2 separate regions of the Homo sapiens genome follow, and region 1 is linked to region 2. Evidence: read pairs that join two places in POLR2A ChIA-PET (ENCODE). Cell type or tissue: GM12878. All regions are shown on one strand. Region 1 overlaps COPS4 (COP9 signalosome subunit 4). Region 2 overlaps LOC124900167 (a long non-coding RNA gene).

Region 1 (5,000 bases), 110 kb after region 2:
AAAAATTAGCTGGGTATGGTGGCGTGTGCCTGTAGTCCCAGCTATTCAGGAGGCTGAGGCAGGGGAATCCCTTGAACCCAAGAGGTGGAGGTTGCAGTGAGCCGAGATTGCGCCACTGCACTCCAGTCTGGCAACAGAGCAAGACTCCCATCTCAAAAAAAAAAAAGCCAGGCACAATAGCTCATACCTATAATCCTAGCAGTTTGGAAGGCTGAGGCAGGAGGATCACTTGAGGCCAGGAGCTCAAGACCAGCCTAGGCAACACCACAAGACCCCATCTCAAGAAGAAAAACAACTAGCCAGGTGCGGTGTGTACACCTGTAGTCCTTCCTAGCTACTAGGGAGGCTGAAGCAGGAGGACAGCTTGAGCTCAGGAGTTTGAGGCAACAGTGAGCTATGATCATACCACTGCACCTCAGCCTGGGCAACACAGCGAGTTGTCTCTTAAGAAAAAAAAATCATTATAACAAAAGCTACAGCAAATTGATACTGGAAGGCCAGAAGGAGAGTTGTGAGGGAAGGGAGGAAATAGACAAGCAACATTAATGCACAGAAGGGGAAATGCTATATTACTCATCATATGCTGTGTTTGTTTATTCAACACTTATTTCTCATTTACAATGTGCCAGACACTGGAACAGATGTTGGATGTACCATGGAAAATAAGACAGACTTAATACCTATCACCAGGAAGCTTAACTTGGAAACAGAAACAGACATTTAGACAAATAGTTACACAACTGAAAATAACTAAAATAAATTCTAGGAAGAAATTCAGGCTGACATGAGAATATATAATTTAAAGCCATATCTAATCTGGAAAGTCAGGAAAATCATTACTGATTAAGGATATTCAAATTGAGACATGGGACAAAGAGAAGATGGCTGGAAAGGGGTAAATATTTCAGAATGTTTGATAGGGGGAAGAATTTGCAATGCTGAAAAAAATAAAAAGAAGACTTATGCAAGAGAAAGCTAGAAAGGACCAGGACCAGCTTTTGGGAGACTTTGTAGAACTTTGTTCTACAAGCAATGGGGAAGACATTCATTACAGTGTAAACAAAAGAATAACATGATTTAACTATTTGTTTATTTCTTTTTTATGCTTGCATTTTTTAAAAGAAAATAATCACTCCAGCTGTACTAGGGAACTGAACTAGAAAGGAGCAATTGTAGATATGAGAAGGAAAGAAAGAGGTTATTTCTCAACACCTGAAGAGGTTATAATAGTAGGGTTCAGAATAGGTTGGTGATAGTAAGAAATGAAGAAAAGGACCCAATACAGTGGCTCACACCTATAGTCCCAGCACTTCAGGGATTTTGGAGGTTGAGGTGGGAGGATGGTTTGAGCCCAAGGATAAGGAGTATTGGAGAAAGCTAACAATACAGTTTTGGGATGGCTGGCTGGTTAGTCGTGGGGGACACACAAGAAGGGAAGATAATAAATTCAGTTTTTGATATGTTCATGCTAAGATGCCCATGAAGCAATCAGGTAGAAACACCTTAGTAGTAAACTAGAACCATGGGGCTGGGACTTAGAATCACTCTAGAAAGGTAAATGTAGGCATTGTCTATGCAGAGACAGTAACTGAATCAAAGGAAATAGATGAGATTACCCATGGAAACTCAGTAGCATAAGTGGGGAAAGGTCTAGGATTAAGCCCTAAGTAACTAGTATTTAAACTTAAAGGTACTACAGATTCTACAAAGATGACTATGAAGGATAGCTGGAGATATAAGAGGAAAAGTAGAATCGGATGGAAGAGATGACAAAAGTCAAGCTGTGGTGGTGGGGTGAAGGTTCAAAAAGTAGTGAGAGATCAACACTATTTGATATGTTGAAAAGTCAAGATGAGATTTGGAAGATAAAAGGATTTTCATTAAAATGGAGGAGTCCTGAGGATGTGTAAATATTGATGGAAAGAAGCCAGTAGGAAAAAAAGGATAAAATCAGACAAAAATAACTGCTAACCTCAGGTTCCTAAACCAGTGTTTTTTGGTGGGAGGGGAAAGGGAAAGGATCAGAGAAAAGGTCCAAAGCCCAAGTGGAACAACCAGACAGGGTGACGAAAACCATCTGCAGTAAAACACGAAGGAAGAAAAAGATTCACATCTATATCTAAAATTAAAGTGTTTCTACATCTGATAAAGAAGTTAAAATTTCAAATTGAATGAGAGAAAAAAATAACTAAAAAAGGAAATTAAAATATTTCATACTGATGGCTTTTTTCCCCTTTGAAATAGGAAACAAGGTTTTCTACTGAGAATAAATGGGGAGAAAAGTCAGAGATTTAAGAAAAACCAAACCTGAAATAGTCATTGCAAAGGAGGAAAAAGAGTGGACTACAGAAATGTACCATGAATCCTATGTAGTGCTGAGGACCTGTGACCTCGAATTTAGAGAGGTATCAGCCTGTCTGATGCCCGACTCTTCTCCAGCACAAAAAAGATTATGCTAACTGGAAGAAAACAGAAGAGTCAATGGACCAGAAACTCCAATAAGGTCAAGGAAGAATTGAACTGAGAGTAACGGAGACAGACCACAGACCACTAGAGAAACAAGAAAAAGGTTATGGCCAGAGTGAGATATTTCAAATAAAAATTTTGCAAGTGGAAAAGTTCTGGGTACAGCAAGGTCCAGGGTGTAAATGAGGTGGGAATAAGGAGCTGGGAAGGTATTAGACAATGAAAAAGTCAAGGGATCCACTTACCTGTCTGCCTCCATTAGTTTAATGAGTTGCTGAATAGGAAATGCAACTGTCATTTCCATATGCCTGATACATGGTATGTGGTCAATAAATATTTGATGCATAAATGAATGAACTGATACAACAATTTGAGTTTCAAATTTTTCCTTAACATAGAAAATCCTGCAGTAAGTAGATTCATGAATATAATTTTTTTTTTTTTTTTTGAGACAGAGTCTCGCTTTGTCACCCAGGTTGGAGTGCAGTGCTGCAATTTCGGCTCACTGCAACTTCTGCCTCCTAGGTTTAAGTGATTCTCCTGCCTCAGCCTCCTGAGTAGCTGGGACTACAGGTGCCTGTCACCACACCTGGCTAATTTTTATATTTTTAGTAGAGGCAGGGTTTCACCGTGTTGGCCAGGCTGATCTCAAACTCCTGACCTCAAGTGATCCACCTTTCTTGGCCTCCCAAAGTGCTGGGATTACAGGCATGAGCCGCCATGCCCAGCCTCATGAATATAACTTCTTAAAAATTATTTTAAATTATTTCTTTGGGAAATAAGCTCATTCCAGTAGTAAGATTCTGAGTCAAAGGAAACTGTCCAACATGTTTTAATCACAAATATAACAGTTCACTGCTATTTCATTATGACAGAAATACACAAAACCTCTTACTTTCAAAATGAACTATTCCATCAATCTGGTCAATAAATCCATTCATACGTCCTTCGGTTATCATTTGAGATGCTATCTTTTCCGCCTATTGGGGGAAAAAAAAACTCTCAGAAACTTTATCATATCTTTTAGTTATTCACATATGAAAAGAGAACAGAAAGCTTCTGGTTTAACTACCATCACTAAACTTTACATATACATTAATCTGCCACTAGAAGAGTAAATCTTGTAAATCTGGCTATTTCCCAATTCTTGCTGTACATAAGCCATTATTTTAAGTTAACTGGGATCTGTTTTTCTTGTGAGATTTTGGACAAGAATATAACTATCATTTTCTCCTCTGCTCAAAAGCAAACTATCAATTTTTCTTCTTACTAGGATCCATACCTCAAAAAAACCCAAACAAACTAGTTTTTCTTATTTTATTTCAATTTCCACAGTATTTGCTACCCCAGAAACTCTTTAAAAATTGAAAGGTAGATGGTGAAATTCAAAAAGAAATTGAAAGGGTTTAAAAGACAATTAAAAGAAAGCAAAAGGTCTACTACCTAACTCCTGAAGACATACTTAATGTTTACTGTGCATAAGCAAACTGGATTGTGACCTGGTCATTTATTAATTTTGACCATCTTCACAATCAATCCTATCAGTCCTGAACAGATTGTGACTAGCATTTATTGTTAAAAATATATTCACCTCCAATAGTCTCAGCAAGAGATCATACCTTAAAGCCTCAAGAAGAAAGTCTCTTTTAATGGTAACTTAAACCTTGACTCCCAAATTGTTCTTCCTTTACTGTGTATTGAATGTGTACAAGTAAAGGAATTGTTAGAAAATTCTAATTAAAATTTCATTGCCATGCCAGGCACAATGACTCATGCCTGTAGTCCCAGCACTTTGGGAGGCCGAAGCAGGAGGATCACTTGGGACCAGGAGTTCAAGACTAGCCTGGGCAACATAGCAAGACCCTGTTTCTTTAAAAAAAAAAAAAAAAAAAAGGGCTGGGCGTGGTGACTCACACTTGTAATCCCAGCACTTTGGGAGTCTGAGGCAGGTGGATCATAAGGTCAGGAATTTGAGACCAGCCTGGCCAACACAGTTCCTCTACTAAAAATACAAAAATTAGCTGGGCGTGGTGCTGTAATCTCAGCTACTCAGTAGGCTGAGGTAGGAGAATCGCCTGAACCTGGGAGGTAGAGGTTGCAGTGAACCGAGATTGCAGCACTGCACTCCAGCCTGGGCAACAGAGCTACAGTCCGTCTCGGGGGAAAACAAACAAACAAAAAAATTAGCCAGGCGTGGTGATGTGTACTTGTAGTACCAGCTACTTGGGAGTCTGAGACAGGAAGATTGCTTGAACCCACGAGTCTGAAGCAGCAGTAAGCTATGATCACGCTACTGCACTCCAGCCTGGGTGACAGAACAAGACCCTGTCTCTAAAAACAAAAAAAAATAAAATAAATAAACAGACAAAAAATTTCACTGCCAGAGAAAAAGGGATGCGACCCATAACTGCACGACTTTTAAGGTTTATAAATTAGCTAAAAGTAAGGTTGCTTAATTTTATTTAAAGTTAAGAGAATATTTTGTAAATGATACCTGCAATACTCTCTGAATGTCATTGGTACTTTGTTGGATT
Region 2 (5,000 bases):
TCTGTTTAGCTCCTATTGGAGACAAATAGTTCCAAGAAAGATGTGAAGAAACAGAATAAAGGCAAAACGTGAGTCTGGGGAAGTAAGTCATTGCCTAGGTAAGAAACCTACTTTTAGTCGAGGGCTTTTAGGATATCTGCATATAAATTGGGACTTTTAAGGTAACTCAAAGATTCATTCATTAAACCAATAGTATTTCAGCCCTTGGGATGAACTCAAACTCTTGACTTTCTTAGACAGACTCTACCCTGTCACACAAACTCAAGAGTCATGGTGGGGGCATCTCAACTAATTAGGTAATTCTGAGCTACAGCATAATTGGATACCAGTTTTAAAAGAGATGAATGCTTGCTCTCCATGTAAAACAAACAGAAAGGAAAGCAGCCTTCTCCACATTGCAGGAGAAATGGTTTTATTGCCTCAATTGGGAATATCCTCATTAAAAACTGGTCCTACACACTAATTACTGTTTTAATGGATTAAATGGAAAGACATACATTGAAAATGTCACAAGTAGTTAAGCTTTGTATGGTGGAATTGCTAGAGGTTTTTTGTTTTGATATTTTGGTAATTCTCAGATTTTCTTCATTGAGCATATTATTCATTCATTCATTCATTCATTCATTCATTTTTAGAACCAAGCAACACCTCATTCTATGCCATAGAATGAGTGTTCCCCTTGGCTTAATTTTTTTAAATTATACGTGTTTGGGGAGAAAATTTAAGTGGTACATGAAGTTTGAAGTTGAGAGGAAATGTATTTTATTATTGTATAAAAGACTCAAGTTGGACTAATTCAATACTCAAAAATCATCATTTCCTTTAATGTGGTGATTCTCAACCCTGGCTGCACTTTGTAATTACCTGGGAAGCCTTAAAAATACCAATTCCAGATCACTCACTCAATCTCTACAACCAGATCAAATGGTTCAGAAGCAGAATAGGGCCAATTAGTATTTTTAGAAGATCAACTTATTATAATATCTAAGGTTCCATATTGCAATTCTTTTATCTTTACAGCATTGACTAGGAAGTTACATTACAGACAGTCCCTAACTTACAATAATTCCACTTACAATTTTCCAACTTCATGATGAATTTATCTGAACTAAATGCATTTTCAACTTAATAATTTTGTTTACTTATAATAAGTTTATCTGGACATCACCCCATATAAGTTGAGGGACTTTCTGTACTTAAAATTTGACTCTGTAGGTGTATTGTTACATTCTTTTATTACCATGGGAGAAGGTGGTAATACCTACTACAAAAGTTTTCCAGGCTCTATGGTACAGAACTTGGGGACTTTTATCAGCCATGTGGTCACTTGCTGAAGCAGCCCCAGAGGTGGTTTCTGAGGGAAACAAACTTTCCTGTAGGTAGATGACTTAAGCTCACTTCCATGCTACACTAGGGTGGTCTTCTATTCAGCTGTGTGTCCCCACTCCATTCCTTAATTTTTATAACAATGCAATACGTTATATACCTTTCCATCTGCATACCTCTTCTCATGGATAAGCAGCTTGAGCTGGGAATCTGAACTCAAGGTCTTGCCAGACTTTTAACTCAGTCTCACCACTGCCCAGTTCTTACTAAACCTCATAAATAGCTGGCAAAAATGCTATTTATGAAGAATTATCAAGGAACATGCCCCCTTGTACTCCTCTAAACAATCTTTAGGCCAAGTTCTGTGGCTCACACCTGTAATCCCAGCACTTTGGGAGGCCGAGGCAGGCGGATCATTTGAGGCCAGCTGTTGGAGAGCAGCCTGGCCAACATAGTGAAATCCATTCTCTACTAAAAATACAAAAATTAGCCAGGCATGGTGGCACACGCCTGTAATTCCAGCCACTCGGGAGGCTGAGGCACGAGAATTGCTTGAACCCAGGAGGTGGAGTTTGCAGTGAGCTGAGATGGCACCACTGCACTCCAGCCTGGATCACAGAGCAAGACTCTGTATCAAAAAAGTCTTTAAAAATCTGATTTTTAATCTTGAATTATCTCAGATTATCAGACAGATAAGTACTTGGATGGGATCATTTTAGCTTCTCATACGTTACTTTCAGTGCTCATACTGTAATCCCTCCATACTCTTTAAGCCTACATTAGGAAATGTCTGTTCTAGTTATTATAGAACTACTGTTAAAGGCTTAGATCACTCTTTTTCATGCATCACCTCCATTTTGACGAGAAATTTCTCTAGGTTTTAATTTGTTTGTCTTTTATGGACATGGCCAATCTCCTAAATATTTGTGTTCCCTCTTTGCTTTGCCTGATCAGAAGCTCAGGGTCTAATGTGCAGTGATGTCTAGCATTGTATAGGAACCTTAAAGCACGCACTAAAGCTGCTCTAGGCTTTATTTTTCCTGTGCCTGATTTCTTCATTTTGCATTTGGTATCTTATTGCATATGTGAGTTTGTAAATGGCTCAAATCTCCTTAAGATCAAGGGTATAAATCAGAGTTTCTCAGCCTTGCCACCATTGGGCCGAATAACTTCTTGTTGAAAGTTAGGGAAGGCAGGGCCTGTCCTGTGCATTGTAGGATGCTTAGCGGCTTCCCTGGCCTCTACCCACTAGATGCCAGTAGCAATTCTCTGCCATCTCCCTGAATTGTAGAAACTAAAACTGTTACTAGACATTGCCATATGTCTCAGGCAGGTGGTGGTTGGGTGGGGCAGGGCGGATGGGAGGTGCAAATCACCCATGGTTGAAAACCACTGGTATAAATAAATACAATTGTATTGAGCACCTACTATTTTCTAGGCTATGTGTAGGCCATTATCTTTGGGGGACACAAAGATGACTGAGGTCCAGTTACCTGTCCTCAAAAAAAACCTACAAATAAGTCAAAAGAAAAGGTGTACATGCTCAGAATACACGTATATAAATCTCATGTCTGCTATTAGTATAGATTCCTGTATATTTTTAATAACCGTGGGAAGGAGGAAGTGAAAATAGTATCATTGTCATTTAGAGAAAAAGCACAGAGGGAGCCAAGTATCAGTGCTGTAATGATATCCTAGTGTCCTGAGCGCCAGACCAGAGGGTTCTCCACCACATCTGGAAAGGGGTTTGCAAGTTCAGAGGAGGGAAAGGCAAATCCAACATGGAAGGTTAGAAATGGCTTCCTGGTGGATGGGCACTAGGGATGGGATGTTAACAGGTAAAGAGGAAGACAGGAGACGGTAACTGACAGCAGGAATAGATATAGAGGGGCTGCTTGCTGAGTAGTGATGGGATAACTTATGGAAGTAGAAATCAAAAGGACTGAAGAAATAGGGTAGGTCACATTGTGAAGAGCTTCAGAGGGCACGCATAGAGGGTCTGGGTGTGAAAGGGCAGTCTTCCTCTAGAACCATGTATGCCTGACACCAGTTTAATAAATTATAGGACAAAAGTAGAGAAGAAGCTTAATAAATTAGGTTACTGGAGAGGTTAATGATGGAAGACAATGGAGGCATCGATAGACCCAGTTTACCCTCTGCTTTTTATCTCTTCCCCTCACAAATGTTTTAGTGAGCCAAGTCCCTTTGACTTGCTTGATGAAAGGAGGATAACTAAACTTTGCCAGTGTCAGAAACTTTCCAAGTCTTGTGCTATGAAAAACACAAATACTCCTGAGAGGACTCCTAATTTAAGCATTATCAAGCATGAGCACCATTTTTAACATGAAGAAAAATGTTTTGGAGTACACTTTGTTTATATAAATTGTGTAGCTTAAATTAGGAAATGCCATATCTTCAACTACACATAATCATTTTTTAATTTCCTTATAACTGAGAGTTTTCATTCTTTTGGCTAAAATTTCAGAAATGACACCATTGGTAGATGAGGCAGAATCTTATCCTGATGCAGAGACTTATGAATTCTGGGAGACCCAGAGGTTCTGTGGGAGTAGGGGAGGGAATTGGCCCTAAATACACACTCAGTTGCAGGACTAAAGGGCTTACTGTGGGGTTTCTGGCTTCTGGAGAAGCTCAAGAACAAGGGAGGTCCTTGAAAGGAACAGATCTGAAGGGATCTGGGAGGCTGCAGGAGATGTAGGAGTCCAGAAGCCAACTACTGGTATGAAACTAACCTTTCTCCACTTTCAATGTATAAAGAGGAAGGGATCCTTTCCCTGGCTATGGCCTAACACAGGTGACAAAAAGTAGGGCCTTTTCCACTGACTTTATTTTACTTTCTTGTTCCAGAAATTAGGTTAATCTCTAATGAGGGGCTGGTGGGTTGATGCGACCCATGGAATTATTTGGTAGGTGGCTGAATGCCAGAAGGAGGCATACAGAGGGCAAAGGAGGGGCTGGAAATAGGGGGAATTAAGAGCCCTGGAACGCCAAGGAGAGACTTACTCAGCTGTTTTACCTGATCCCATCTGGATAGCTCAGATTGGCTCAGAAAAACAGAGCCCAGCGCAAGACCCCAGGGAGTCAATAAATAGTAACTGCTGAGAATAAAACTTCCAGTTAGGAGCAAGCCCCCCAAAATCTGGCCATAAGCTGGCCCCAAAACTAGCCATATACAAAATCTCTGCAGCACTGTAACATGTTCATAATGGCCCTAACACCCAAGCTGGAAGGTTGTATGTTTACGGGATGAGGGCAAGGAACACCCGGCCCGCCCAGGGTGGAAAACTGCTTAAAGACATTCTTAAGCCACAAACAATAGCGTGAGCAATCTGTGTCTTAAGGACATGCTCCTGCTGCAGTTAACTAGCCCAACCTATTCCTTTGATTTGGCCCATCCCTTCGTTTCCCATAGGGGATACTTTTAGTTAATTTAACATCTATAGAAACAATGCTAATGACTGGCTTGCTGTTAATAAATATGTGGGTAAATCTCTGTTCAGGGCTCTCAGCTCTGAAGGCTGTGAGACCCCTGATTTCCCACTTCACACCTCTATATTTCTGTGTGTGTGTCTTTAATTCCTCTAGCACCATTGGGTTAGGGTCTCCCCAACTGAGCTGGTCTCGGCACCTTCCAAAAGACAGGGGACTTGGTA

The links. Peaks named below come from ENCODE experiments on the same cell type or tissue, not always from the same donor. Only the 100,000 strongest peaks of a DNase experiment are listed, where the experiment ranks them.
Region 1: POLR2A ChIA-PET joins it to region 2 with 5 read pairs; 2 of 35 experiments call an interaction of 5 or more read pairs at or near these places.

Annotation. Positions count from the first base shown.
Region 1 is chr4:83,066,884-83,071,883 of GRCh38, reverse strand. COPS4 (COP9 signalosome subunit 4) reads right to left here. Exons shown (of 10, transcript NM_016129.3): 9 at 3,362-3,446. Among named protein-coding and RNA genes, the nearest start is that of COPS4, 34 kb to the right of the region's middle. In GM12878, no CTCF peak of the experiment used is centred here; no DNase peak of the experiment used is centred here.
Region 2 is chr4:83,172,984-83,177,983 of GRCh38, reverse strand. All of the region lies in intron 4 of LOC124900167 (a long non-coding RNA gene), which reads left to right. Among named protein-coding and RNA genes, the nearest start is that of PLAC8, 61 kb to the right of the region's middle. RefSeq lists an enhancer at 3,047-3,096. In GM12878, no CTCF peak of the experiment used is centred here; DNase peaks (open chromatin) are centred at 2,663 and 2,953; H3K4me3 peaks cover 1,629 bases; H3K27ac peaks cover 4,645 bases.